2 separate regions of the Homo sapiens genome follow, and region 2 is linked to region 1. Evidence: chromatin contacts called from ENCODE Hi-C or POLR2A ChIA-PET data. All regions are on one chromosome and are shown on one strand. The core of a region is the stretch at or near the end of the contact, and the rest is flanking DNA. Distances in the headings are between cores, read along the strand shown.

Region 1 (4,513 bases), core at 734-3,233:
AATAGGAATGAAAAATACAAAGAATACTCTTAGAAATATTGCCCTGTAAATGGAATGCTAATCTCTAAATGCAGTTTATTAGGAAAATAGGATATTAGGGAAATAGTCAAAGATTGGATTGTTTCTATCTTTTTAAAGTTTTCATGGTAATAAAATATTCCAACTTCAGATTTGGAAGTGTCTTATATCCCCAGAATTTCCTTTGAATCGTAATATTTAGGATATTAGGGAAATAGTCAAAGATTGGATTGTTTCTATCTTCTTAAAGTTTTCATGGTAATAAAATATTCCAACTTCAGATTTGGAAGTGTCTTATATCCCCAGAATTTCCTTTGAATCGTAATATTTTTCTCTCTAAATTTTATTCTGTCTACAGAGCTACTCTGTTTCTCATCTTAGTTTGTTAATTTATTATTTTAACATACACTTAGTTCTTTGGAATCTTGGGGAAATTAAATATGATATTAAATATGATTATACAGCAGAGGGTACTTTTTTGGATATTTATCAGATTCTATAAGGATAAGATACTCCTGGACAGTAAATTGCATGATTGGGAAGTTCATTAACTTTTCCAGGCCACTGTATCTGATAAGTTAGAAATGTAATATATGAAATTGTGATCTAAGGTATTATACTTCTGGGGACATGGACAAATATTGTACATCTTGTTTACAGATATAAATGATCACAAAAGTCTTTCATTGTAAAGTAACCAGTATACAGTCATCAAGGAATATAAAGTTTATATGAAAAATCGGGAGTGGCTCCAGATATTTCTTTTAACTTGCTAACTTGACTAAACATCTTAAAGTTTGAGTCAAATAGTTTACATTAACTGGAAGTCATTATTATTCACGGATATGCATTTGCTTTTAATATTTTGACATTTGTGAAACACTGTTAAAATAATTGCTTATTAGAAAAGATCTTTTTTCCATAAGTTTTTTTGTTTTGACAGTGATGTGAAATTTGAAAGTAAAGAACGAACAGCATGTAAAGGAAAGATTGCCATATCAGGTATGCTATAAATGAATCTTTTATATTGCTGAATAAATTCTATAACGTAACTACATGGTGGATTTTGTTTTATGCCCTGTCTCCATTCTCTTCATTTTGTTTTTCATACCTCTATCAGAATATTTGTTCTAAAACACTGTTTTTAGCATTATATGCTACATTGATATAGAACTTTAGAGTTTAAGAAAACTGTTTCATATGTTACATACTCTACAGTTTTCTCCCTAGTGCAGTCTTGTAAAATAGGTAGAGTAATTGTTATTTTCTACAGACTCAGAGGCTAAGTGACTGAGCTAGGCCAAACCCAAGTCTTTTGACTCTGTTCCTTTCCTGCTCAGAAGCTATAATAATGTTTTTAATGTTTTGTCTAGGTCAGAAGTTCCATGAGGTTTTGGTACCATGTTTATTTTGGTCATCACTTTACACCCAGAAGCTAGCATGGTGCTTGGCTCATAGTAATTGCTCAGTGACTCTTGGATGGATGGCTGCTCTTCATTGCCTGTAGTGTAAAGACCAAACATTTTTCTCCAGTCTTCCATTTTGACCCAATTTTTTTTCTAGTCATATCTTCTATTACTCCTAAACATAAGCTGTCGCCTTTAGCAGACATTTCTCTCCTTGTCCTGGCAACATAACCCATGCTTCTGACACCCAATTAGCTTGTGAAATAACTACATTCTCTTAAATATCTGTTTGTTTATCTATATATAATATAATCTCTGTTACCGTTCCAACTAGAAAGGATGTTTCCTTTCTCTCAATTCCTAATGCAGTTAGGAGACCCTTCACCACTAGATGGCACTTATGCTGTGCAGTCTCAGTTTCTCCAAAGTGTTCAGGAAGCTAAAGACAATGGCTTGGAGATGCCACAGATTGAAATGAATACATGGCTGACTCGTGTGTACACTAGTCAGATAATGCACTTTTACAAATATTTTCTTATCAGTACATTTTTGAAACAATAGTATATACCTCCATTGGTCCTTAAGTAATCACTAGGTTATTGGCTAAAAGTCTTGTACTAGAGAGCCTGCTGCTACATTTGAGGTACTGTCACCTAAGGAACTGTTTCTAGTAATATTTTTCTGGATAAACAAAATTATCACACAGGACGGTAGACCTACATTTTACAAAGTACGTAAATGGCCAAAATCTGAAGAATTGCATTCAGCTAAGCAAAATATTCTTCAGAAAATAACTGGAATATGTAAAAATTTGTTGCTTGTTTTATAGTTATTTATATTTGTTTTTATCTTTATAATACAAAACAAAACATGTTTTATCCTTGTATTCTTTTGCTATCAAACATGTATTTTTATGTGGTATTGTTCATTATGTGCAATAAATTTTTTGTGAATAAATTACTATAGATCTTTGAGATTTTATAAAAACTAAACATATCCTTCATTTCTTGCTTCTAATATAGTGTCACTCAGTATATAAATGACATATGTTAAGTTGCTGTTAAACACTCAAATGCCATGATAGTCAACATCTATTGTCATTTCATAACAGTTTATTGATTGTAGCAATTCATAATATTAGAAATAACTGTACATTTAGAAGGAGGCTCAAGTAAAAGTATTTAAAATAAAATAAAAAACTATTTCCTGCCCACAATTACTCAAGTGTAAAAATTGAACTTATTTCTGCATGTGTTTCTTCTTTCCAAAAGATAATTTTAAATTAAGGAACGGAAACTCTGAGAAAATCGGATACTTACGTAATGTCTTTTCATCTTTGCCTAGACTTAATTATATCTTGTATGTGTTTGTAAAAACAAAATAAAAAATGAATTCACCTTTATAAATCCATTTTTTCTTGATATTGGGATGAAAATGTGACCTTTGTTTTGGTAAAGATGAATATTTGCAACAAAGTGTCATAATGTTTTGAGATTACATTGATAGCCAGAAAATACCTGGGTTTTCTGTTTCCAGCTACATCACTCCCTGGCCAGGTCTTTATGAAACTAAATCACAAATTTATTATTTCTGCTGAACATCAAATATTTACCATATGTAAATGTAGTATTTACCGTAATTATATTGTGGTAATTAGCTTAGTCACCGACTACTAATTTAATGAATAAACCAAATCAGTTCACCAAGTACCTTAGTTTTCACTTTTGAAAATGATAGACAGACTTCTGGGACTTGATAGCATCAAGTCAGCTGTCTTATTATGACTCTCCCAGTTTACCATTAAAATGGCAATGAAGACATAAAACAAGACAAAAGTTAGAGTACTGTAAACTGAAACTGAGCCATTTGCAAGAATCTGGAAGGAAGTTCTATCATTGGAAGCTGAATTCAGAAATAGAGTTGATGGGTTACAAATCCATTGCTATCTGAAGAGCACAAGACTACCTGGAAAATCGGTATCCAGCTTCTCCTCTTGTGGAGCTGATATCTACCCTCCTCTCTTCGGCATGGGATAGAAGAAGGCTGACCCACAGGTTGTGGGTGTACAGCAAAGGAAGTCAGGATCCATGTCCCTCCCATGATAGTGTAAATAGTTAATGCTCTGTTAATCCTAACAGAGCAAGAACAGCTGTGAATAAGTACAGTTGTGAAATGAAATGAGTCAGCAGCTGTGGTCAAGCAAGAAGAAGTGGACTTTTTGGCAGGATATCAGCCAAGTCATAATTACAAAACAATAAAGCATTCTCATAAAAATCAAAAACAAAATTACAATGTCTGTTATGCCAATATAATTTAACAATTTTAGAAGTTCTAGCTAAAATAATAAGAATAAAAGATGAAACTATTGAAAATAAATTCATAGGTGGGAATTGAGCAATGAGAACACATGGACACAGGAAGGGGAACATCACACACTGGGGACTGTTGTGGGGTGGGGGGAGGGGGGAGGGATAGCATTAGGAGATATATCTAATGCTAAATGATGAGTTAATGGGTGCAGCATACCAGCATGGCACATGTATACATATGTAACAAACCTGCACGTCGTGCACATGTACCCTAAAACTTAAAGTATAATAATAATAAAATTTAAAAAGTAAATAAATAGATAAATTGAATACTGTTTGAAGATAATAGATTGTAGGCCCAGCACAGTGGCTCATGCCTGTAATCCCAGCACACTGAGAGGCCAAAGCAGGCAGATCACTTGAGGTCAGGAGTTCGAGACCAACCTGGCCTACATGGTGAACCCCTTGTCTCTACTGAAAATCAAAAAATTAGCCGGGTGTGGTGGTGCATGCCCGTAAACCCAGCTACTCCAGAGGCTGAGGCAGGAGAATCACTTGAACCCCGGGGGCAGGGGTGGTAGGGGAGGATGGAGGTTGCAGTGAGATCGCACGATTGCACTCCAGCCTGGGTGGTAGAGCAAGACGCTGTCTCAAAAAAAAAAAGGTAATAGATTGTAGACTTACAAAACTTAAGAGAATTTACTGCAACACTATTTGAATGAATAAAGAATTCAGTAAAAGTGGCTGGATTCAAGATAAATATACAAAAAGTGGTAGTTT
Region 2 (4,513 bases), core at 953-3,452, 180 kb before region 1:
ATCGTGCTTCAATTCTCTCCTAAAACCCTGGTTGAGAAGAGCTGGACATGGTACTGGTGCCTGCAAAAAGGTGTACTTTCTTGGACCTTACCACCTCTTCATCTCCTATCACTTACAAAAAGAACATTAAGTGTTAAATTTGATAGCAAGGGGGCAGTAATGGGATCAAAATCAAACTAAGCTTCATTGGATAAGCATACTCACTCACAGGCTTCTCAAATTAATAGAGTTCTCAGAAATTTGGTCTGATCAATCATGTTTTGTTCTTTCCCCAGATAATATTTGCTATAGTCTGTTATAAAAGTTCATTAATAACACAGTTATCTCTAATAAGGTCTAATTTTTTTCTTTATCCTAACCTCGAGCCCTTATCTTGTTTACAATTCTTTCCTTCCATCAGTGTCTCAAAAGAAAGTATAATATACTTCAGACTCCATAAACTTCATTGCATTGTGCAAAACTATGTACATTCAGTTTTGAAAATAAGAATGATTTTAATAATCTGAATAACCTAATATGTAATCATAGTGCCAAATATCATGCTTATTATTATAATTATTTCCTCTCTAAATCAATTCATTTGTAAGCTCAAAGCATGCATTTTATTAGTCCTAATTGGATTCAGAGAGCTGTGATCTCCTTGTAACCCTAATCCCTATTATAAAATGGAAAAATCATCATTAAATTTGATTTACATGCTCCTTTTGGGTAGTGTCACCTACGCTACCCTCATAGCAAGGATTTTCTATTAAAATATCTTTTTGAACTAAGAATTCTAGTCATTTAGAATAGCCAAGATGAGCACATGTCACATCCTAGAGTTAGTGTAAAAATTTAACACTTTTCTTCCTGGCTATCAAAACTAATATTCTGAAAAAACTGGAATGATTGAATGTACCCAAATCATTCCTGGTTATCAGAACTAATATTCTGTCCAAGTCTGAATTGCTGAAATTCCCAAGGTAGATTCTGAAAAGCACTAATCCTGTGAAATACTCTATGAAGTAGGAGTCTTGGAGTCAAATAAGCTTGAGAAATGCTGAAATTCAAAATGTATCTTAGTATACCAACTCCTTTAGAACTCCTAAAGCTTGAGAAATGCTGAAATTCAAAATGTATCTTACTATACTAACTCCTTTAGAACTCCTGGAGTTTTTTTTTTAAGTTTCTATTAAAAATGTTGTATAGACCAGGAATTCTTTTCAAGTATCTTACTTAGTGACATGCTACAGAACACAGTTTGGAAATTGATAAGAAAGACTAACATTTATGGAGTATCTATTATATAAGTTAGTTGCCACTATAAATTCATTTAACATTATAGTAAGTCTCCCCCTAGCTGGTGCCAACACATTGTGTGAAACCATCCATGAAAGAGGCCCAAATATTTCCTTCCTCAGACAACTCATCAGGGATATTTCTTAGGAGACTAGAGGTGTGAGTTGAGAACAAGTTGGCAAGACAGCAAAAGTAGGTGCCAAGGGAGTCTGTGCCAGGTACTCACACAACTTAGTTTCGTCTTCAAGATCAACTTCATTTCCATCTCATATGCAGTTTTCTTTTCTTGTGATCATGGAGTACTCTACGAACACCCAATTGTAAGGTTTGGTGGATGAGATAACACCTAACTCATGATGGGCTACTTAGGTGGTATGGCATTCAGTCTCTACTAGGGCCCAGTAGAGAATTAAGAACTATTTCCAAACTGAATAAATGATCATTTTCAGAATAGAGCATGGCCGCGCTCTAAAGCCCTAGGTATCTGCACTGTTTCTCCTACTGGGTTTTCTCACAGCTCCATTTGTACAGCACCTCTAGCTGCCATAGACATGTTGTGCATCATTGGGTCTGCTTGGTCATTAGGTCTAAATAGTGGAGTGGTTTTCACAGCAGTCCAGACCAGCTGCAGTGCCTCCTTTAGTCTAGGTCCATTCAAAACTGGCAAATTTACTGGTTGTCATCTGGTAAATGAGTCAGAGCAGTACACTCAAAAGTGGGGAATGTTGCCTTTAACAACCAAAGAAGTTCACAAAATATTGTGCCTCCTTAATGATGAGGGTGTAAGGCATAGCGACTTATATTCTCTTTCTTATGAGATATCACATTTCCCAGTCTACCCAACCCTAGAAGTTTCATCAAGATGAACAAGATGACATGCCTTGAATTTTCATGGGGTGTTTCTCCCACCTCTGGCATGCATGCAGTTATCAAGGCATCTAAAATACTGGTTCCTTCCTACTCACACAGCCCACTCAGCATGACTCATCCATATAATGGACCAACATGCTGCCCTGTAGAATGGTAATACTTGGTTTCTCTGGACTAGATTATTGCTGAAAACCAGAATACTAACATAACTCTGAACTAAGACAATGAAGATATATGGCAGTACCTTGCAGATAAGAGGAAGCTGCTTCTGATATTTTTTTGCTATTCAGAATACAGTGGTAAAACATTATCCAAATCAATAGCTGAGTATCAGCTATAGATCCAGCAAGGAGTTCACATCTGTAACAACTATAGTTGTAATAATCTGCTGTCATTATTCCAGATTCATCTGTATTCTGCATAGAGCAAACAGATAAGTTAATGCTGACCTGAAAGAAATCAATAGCTCTGCAGCTTTCAAGATTTTGATGGTGGCACTGATCTTTTCAATTACCTCAGGGATGTAGTATCAATTATTGTTTACTATTTGGAGAAAGAAATCCCAAGGACTTCTTGCATATCTCTATCATTAAAGCCTTTACTTCAACAGTGAGTATGCCAATGTCGGGAGGCTGTCAGTACATAATTAAATCTATTTCAACCATGCTTTCAGGGATTAGCACACTGTGGTTTTGCAGAGTTCCTGGCTTTACGTGATACGGACTTGGGTTAACATTTCATTTTATCACCCAAATTCTAAAGCCCACCCGCTTAACTGAGTATAGAGGATTCATGGTCCTGAGGAATTTGCATCAGCTCAAGGCTGATGAGAAGTAATCCCTAAAAAGATTGGGTATTTTACTTTATCAACTGTGGATTCACCCTTGTAAATGGCCCCAGATTCTTTTGGTAAAGGCCAGGTAACAGATTTGCAGTACATAATTGTGCCAGTGTTGTACGATCTTTCATCAAGTTGACTAGACTCTCCTACATTCACAAGACCTGTTCAATTTGTGAACTAGCTCAGTTCAGAAAATTGGTGATGACAATAAGATTGTTGATGACTTAGACATTAACAATCAAATCAAAATAGACAAATACATATTTTTCCAGTATAAGCAATGAGCTACCACTATCGGTTGCCAATGTCTCTAAACCCAAGTAGGCCACATTTCTATCTTTTGAAGTCTGTTTTCCAGACTTCTTCTGGTACAAAATGGTTTATCAGTCAGTGTTCAGTTAAAAAAAAAAAAAAACCATCTCTACAAAAATATAAAAAACTAGCCGGGTGTGGTGACAGGTGCCTCTGGTCTCAGCTACTCAGGAGGCTGAGGTGGGAGGATCACTTGAGCCAGGGAGGTGGAGGTTGCAGTGAGCTGGCATGGCGCCACTGCACTCCAGCCCAGGTGACAGAGTGACAGAGCCTGACTCAATAAAAAAAAAAAGCCTGAAAACAAGAAAAACAGAAACCATTCTAGAAGACATTAGGTGCATACAAAACCAGTGGAATGTCCAGACGACAGAAAATCAAGGCAGGTCATCCCTTTATTTTCAAGTTCACTGCCAACTTGCAATCAATCAAAGTATTATTTCTGTAGTCCAGGCCAAGAACTTAGAGGCTGCCAGAGACAGTAAAGCTTGCTAAGTATTCTATTTACTTTCCTTTATTTCTTAGCTTCTTTGCAGTTATATGGGCCAATTACAATGTGAAAAAATATGTGAATCATTTCTGAGTTAAGACAGAGAAAATCCTACATGCAATTCTCTTGTCTTTTTCTGTGACATAGTTACCTACAAGAATACAAACTTAAATTTAAGCTTAAGTCTCAGTGTTACAAAGATGGTGGAAGCTCCATCAAACTGAACAATAACAAAAAAATTGAATCACTGGTTCAAAGAAAACAAAGTCCCAAATGTTTTTACAAGCATGTTCTAACAAATATTTATTACGAGTTAATTTCAAATTTGCACAAACTGCTTCAGAAATAGTAAATTCTAGTCTAACTTTGATATCCAAATAAGACAATGTCAATACAAAAAAGGAAAATTGTAGGCCAATTAATTTCAACCTAAATGCAATAATGTATATAAAAGTAATATGTAATGACTAAGTATGATTTATTCCAAGAACTCAGGTTTATTTAATGTTATAAAATAAATTAACATAACCTAATACATTAAGATTTTAAAGGAGAAATATAAAACAAAATCTCATTCAATAAAGGAGAAAACATCTCTCTAAATTTATATATTTTTTTGTGATATATCTTAGCAAACCAGGAATTGATAGGAATTATAATAACCTAAAAAGTGTACATACCAAAAACTTACAATAATGATCATACTCAATGATAAAACATTAATT

The links. A loop is a pair of places that touch in the nucleus more often than their neighbours do. ChIA-PET counts read pairs that join two places held with the same protein, here RNA polymerase II (POLR2A). Pooled maps may share reads with other maps.
Region 2: a map of PC-3 shows a loop between it and region 1 (3-fold over the local background). The contact joins two enhancer-like sites. A Hi-C loop is called at or near these places in 2 of 168 maps with a recorded cell type or tissue (PC-3 and mammary epithelial cell), 1 of 37 single-sample maps with no recorded cell type and 8 of 50 pooled maps. POLR2A ChIA-PET finds 5 or more read pairs at or near these places in 2 of 52 experiments (A673 and OCI-LY7).

Annotation. Positions count from the first base shown.
Region 1 is chr10:62,242,506-62,247,018 of GRCh38, reverse strand. RTKN2 (rhotekin 2) reads left to right here. Exons shown (of 12, transcript NM_145307.4): 3 at 962-1,020. Among named protein-coding and RNA genes, the nearest start is that of LINC02621, 14 kb to the left of the region's middle. Within about 2 kb of position 1,983, at least 7 of the 41 ENCODE cell types and tissues checked have a DNase peak (open chromatin) inside an H3K27ac peak, as active enhancers do; they include mammary epithelial cell, where a contact is called at or near this core.
Region 2 is chr10:62,419,865-62,424,377 of GRCh38, reverse strand. It overlaps a transcript of ZNF365 not described here. Among named protein-coding and RNA genes, the nearest start is that of ZNF365, 48 kb to the right of the region's middle. Within about 2 kb of position 2,202, at least 2 of the 41 ENCODE cell types and tissues checked have a DNase peak (open chromatin) inside an H3K27ac peak, as active enhancers do; they include mammary epithelial cell, where a contact is called at or near this core.